Linked DNA regions of Homo sapiens: region 2 is linked to region 1. The links are chromatin loops, found by intact Hi-C in ENCODE. Cell type or tissue: PC-9. All regions are shown on one strand.

Region 1 (2,500 bases):
GGCTCAACCACCTGTAAAGTTATTTTCCGTTTTAATATTGCACTTCTGGGCTTCTTCAGGAACTGTGGGTTTATTAATTAAGGATTGGTGGAGAAGACCTAGATACATGAATTCTATTATTTGAATGGTTTTTTTCCTGTAGAAAAGTATGTTTACCTCTGTTAGGATTTGTTTACACTGTAATAATTTACAGACCCAGTTTAGGTTAGGACTTGTTCATAATATACTGTGAAATGAAAGAAACAGGTAAGACAATGCCTATATAGTGAGACTGTTATAAAGCAAAGCCAAAAAAAAAATGTGTTTCTTAAAACCAGTCTGGAAGGATATACTGTCTACAAGATGTTATTGCCAGGTGATGGGCCCCTGGTGAGCTTTATTTTCGTTTTTGGACTTTTCTGATTTTTTTTTTTTTTTTTTAATGAAAGTGGTTTGGGTTTTTTTGTTTTTCTGTTTTTTGTTTTTTTTGTTTTTTGTTTTGTTTTTGTTTTTTTGAGACTGAATCTTGCCTTGCCCAGGCTGGAGTGCACTGGCATGATCTCAGCTCACTGCAACCTCCATCTCCCAAGTTCAAGCAATTCTCCTGCCTCGGCCTCCCAAGTAGCTGGGATTACAGGTGTGTGCCACCATGCCCGGCTAATTTTCTGTATTTTCAGTAGAGACGGAGTTTCACCATGTTGACCAGGCTGGTCTCAAACTCCTGATCTCAGGTGATCTGCACTCAGGCCAGTCTGCCTCAGCCTCCCAAAGTGTTGGGATTACAGATGTGAGCCACTGTGCCCGGCCTGAAAGTGTTTACTTTATAAAAAGAGAATAGAAAATCTTTTCCTTTTAGAGACCATATCTTATTATTATTTGAGAAATGCTTGTCCTCAATTTGTATTGGATTTCTGACCGAGTCATACGTCTCCTTGTGTTTTGCATAGTTGGTATGTTTACCTGCTCACAATCTGATTATTATTTGCTTTTGCAATCTTTTCTCCAGAACAATAAGAATGTAAGGTCATCTAGGCAAGAAACCTGTCTTTCCACTCCTCTGCATGACTCCTGGAGTGCTGTGGGAGTGTGGAGGAACTGCATCTGACTGAGTCATCCTCCCACCTAATGGTCTCACTCCAGAACATCCCCTGGGCTTGGCAGTGAGCGAGTCACCAAGGGAGAATCAGTGACTTCATTGAAATCAAGGAGCTGCAGTAGCAGGATGTTAGCTTATTCAACTAGATCAGGATGCTTTTTAGTGAGTTCGTCTTTATATTGATCTTCTTAACTGGTGATTCTTCTTAGTAAGGCTTTAGACAGAAGCAAAAGCCCTGACATTTCTAAATCAATAAGCTCTTCATATCCTATTTCTCAAACTGATATGTAATAATACAAAGTTTAAGAACTTTAAGGTGGCCTGAAGAGGGAATATTCTCCACATGAAGAGAAATTTAACCCAGAAAGTTTTCTAAAACAATTAGCAATTCTCTGTGCTTAAATGGTGTCACAGATAACTATAAGAACAAATGAATCGATAGTCATTGGTGACAGGATACGGGACAGGAGTAACCAATGGCAGAGTCCCTCAGGATGAGCTTGCTCTCTTTTCCTTGAATTGATTCTACGGGCTGGAAGACTGACTAACCTCTTCATTAGCTCATTGATCAGTCTCAGCCTCTGACTGCAGAGACAGAATGTGATTCCTCACCCAGCATTCCTCCAGGCTCATTCTCCATGGAAATCATCTCTTAAACAGGGTGGAAGATCTCCTCGACCATGTTTGGGATCCATTCCTGTTCCTGTTCTAGGACATTTAGAGAAGACATAGTAATGAGAAAATTTAGTCAAGTGCTAAAACTGTTGCGGGAAATATGGAGAATTTTTTCTTTATATTCTGAGAGACACTATTGCATAAAGGGTTAAAAGTGCAAGTCTGGAGCAAGACTCTCTGAGTTCAGGTTCCATTTAAAGCACTTTCTAGAACTGTAACCTTGGGCATTTATTTAGTTGTCTTACAGTGCCTCAGTTTCCTTTCTTATAATAGAGGGATAACAGTAGTACCTACCTCATCGATCTCTTGAGGGGATTGAATTACATCTAGAGTACTTAGAATAGTGCACCTAGTGACAACTCTTGATTGAGTGATTCTACATTATTAATAACTACAGTATGGCCCTTGAACAACACAGGTTTGAACTTCAGGGGGTCCAATTATACACAGGTTTTTTTTTTTTCAAGTAAATACAAGTTGAAAATGTAGTATTTGCAGAATGCAAATCCTACATGTATGGAGGGCCAACTTTTCCCATACCTGGTTCCTCAGGACTGACTGTGGGACTTGAGTGTGCATAGATTTTGTTATGGACGGGGGCCCTGGAATGAATCCTCTGCATATACTGAGGGATGAATATACATAAAATTAATAAAGAGCATTACATGGAGGCCTTCGTGCACTAATTCTAAAATACTGAATTTGTTAAGACTTTGTGGAGAAATAGGAGGTAGATTGAAAAACAGGACA
Region 2 (2,500 bases), 82 kb after region 1:
AATCACATTTGGGGGACAATCACATTTACACTATCTATTGATTTAAATGTTAAACACATTCAAAAACACCCTCACAGAAACACTCAGAATACTGTTTGACTAAATATCTGGGCATCCCATGGCTCAGTCAAGTTAACACATAAAATTCACCATCCCCCACACTTTCTCTTGAGGATCTCCCCAGCTGACATTTTCTCTTGCTTTCATGGGCTGAGATGGCCAATTTCACCTGGGGCTGGCCCCACTTGACACAGACTACAAATTGGGATTTCCCCCTACCTGTGCAAATGCAAATTCCAATCAGCTTTTTAATCAATAAATGGAATTCCCTCAGTGAAGGGTTATTCTGTTTTCTCTTCTTTAGAGTTAAATGGTTTATCTAGAAGCCTCTAGATAATATCTCCATCTTCAAAATATAAGCATTTATGACTGAAAAAAAAAGTGTCAGTCTTTTGAAAATTATGTTGATGAGTTCAACTCTCCATCATTGTAAGGTGCATGGTGTAAAGGGACTGTGCATGCTCACATCCGAATCACTCAGTTGGGGTCACTAGAAATATTGAAACAAAAGCGTAAATAAGCAATAGATAAATAAGCAAGTAATCTCTCTCACATCCACATGCAAACCTCTCTTAAATAGCACTGGAGATGGCATCTGAAACTGAAGAGAAAATTATATCCAGTGAGGCAGAGAAGCGATTTTATAGTAACTCTTTCTTGTTAGCAAAGTTTAGTGAATAATATTTAAGTAACGAGCAAGAAGTGAGTCACCATAATCATTATTTTTTCTATGCTTGTGGAATGCCATCGGGCAGCTTTGTTCCAGAAAACTATGCATAAACACATTTCTCAAGCAAATAATTTACAGTGAGATAAGGCAGAAAAGGCAGAGATAGCAGGGTACAATCTGTGGAATTCTGTTAATTCAGTACACTGAAATTATTCATTTTTTTTTCTTTTTCTTTTTTGGAAACAGGGTCTAGCTCTGTCACCCAGGCTGGAGTGCAGTGGTGTGATCTTGGCTTACTGCAGCCCCAACCTCCTCAGCTCAAGTGATCCTCCTGCCTCAACCTCCCCAAGCAGCTGGGACTACAGGCACGTGCCACACCTGGCTAATTTTTTACAATTTTTTTGTAGAAATGGGGGTCTTGCTCTGTTGCTCAGGCTAATCTTGAACTCCTTGGCTCAAGCTATCTGCCAGCCTTGGCCTCTCAAAGTGCTGGAATTACAGACATGAACGATTGCACCCAGCCAAATTACTCTTAATATTATTAGCTGACTTATTTGCAAAGAAGTATGAGTGATCTTTGTCCCAAATACATTGTGTAATTACTATCTCTCTCTTGTGATATTTGATCTTCCTGGAAATGCCATGATTCAACAGACCAAAGGAAGTCAACTTTCAGGACAGAGCAGGAAGCTGCCAGGGCCTGGTTCTCTCTGATCCCAAGCTGGCCATCACCACGACTAAAGTCACAGTTCAAGGATGCTGATGCTATGAAGATCTGCCTCCTTGATAACTCCATAGATGGCAGACAGACACAGAAGGTGGCTGCTGGGGCACTGTTTGGCCTTGAGCAACTGCTCAGGAATGCAGTCCAAAGTTGGTGGTTCAAAGGCTTCCCACTACCTTCACCATAAAGAATGAGTCCTAAGCATGGCTGGGCCTCCTCCAGCCCTTGTCTACTTTCATTCCCAGGATGTGCCATGCTCCTTTCCCGTCACAGGGCCTCCCCCCATGCTCTTCTTATCCCCCATTACACGTTCCCCTCTCCTGTTTCTATAGATGTCCCCTTTTCTGTCACAGACTCACAGACTTCCCTGACCTAATCAGGCGATTTCCCCTTTACATATTCTCACAGTATCTTGTTCCTGTGCCTCACAGCTCTTGTTGCAGCTGTAAGTTTATGTGAGCGTAAATTCCACCCTCGTGTTGGTGTCTCATGGGAATCGTAGGCCCAGTAAGAGCAGTCCCATCTGGTTTTGATGGCCACTGTGTCCTTGGTGAGGATGTGGCACATGGAATGTCCTCAATTACAAATATTTGTTGAATGAATGATTGCAAGAATAAATGATAGTGAGGGTGAGGGATGTTGTGCCTCAGGCTTTTTCCCAGAGCTAGGGAAGGGCGTGATCACCATGAGTTCCATACCCTTGTAGTTCTGTTTTTGGCTCAGTCCTACGCATGCATGCATATTAACATGGGACTGGTGAAAGGAAAGGAATGGTCCACATCACAGCTTAAAAGCTCAGCCCTCAGGTCAGACCCTCCTGGTGTGAAATGTTTCAAACAAGCTTGGGCAAGTTATTTTAACTCTGCCTCCTCAGTTTTCCATATGAAAATAGGGTTGGGGGCTGGGCGCGGTGGCTCACGCCTGTAATCCCAGCACTTTGGGAGGACAAGGCAGGCGGGTCACGAGGTTAGGAGATCGAGACCATCCTGGTTAACACAGTGAAACCCCGTCTCTACTAAAAATACAAAAAAATTAGCTGGGCGTGG

Evidence for each region. A loop is a pair of places that touch in the nucleus more often than their neighbours do. Peaks named below come from ENCODE experiments on the same cell type or tissue, not always from the same donor. Only the 100,000 strongest peaks of a DNase experiment are listed, where the experiment ranks them.
Region 2: a loop joins it to region 1, with 12 times the contacts of the local background. A loop is called at or near these places in 7 of 110 quality-filtered maps.

What each region holds. Positions count from the first base shown.
Region 1 is chr5:75,035,869-75,038,368 of GRCh38, reverse strand. The region is part of intron 3 of GCNT4 (glucosaminyl (N-acetyl) transferase 4); the gene reads left to right. Among named protein-coding and RNA genes, the nearest start is that of GCNT4, 15 kb to the left of the region's middle. RefSeq lists an enhancer at 594-1,793. In PC-9, no CTCF peak of the experiment used is centred here; a DNase peak (open chromatin) is centred at 1,028; H3K4me3 peaks cover 249 bases; H3K27ac peaks cover 2,150 bases.
Region 2 is chr5:74,953,441-74,955,940 of GRCh38, reverse strand. All of the region lies in intron 1 of LOC105379040 (a long non-coding RNA gene), which reads right to left. Among named protein-coding and RNA genes, the nearest start is that of FAM169A, 88 kb to the right of the region's middle. RefSeq lists a silencer at 1,283-1,577. In PC-9, no CTCF peak of the experiment used is centred here; DNase peaks (open chromatin) are centred at 800 and 1,450; H3K4me3 peaks cover 775 bases; H3K27ac peaks cover 2,105 bases.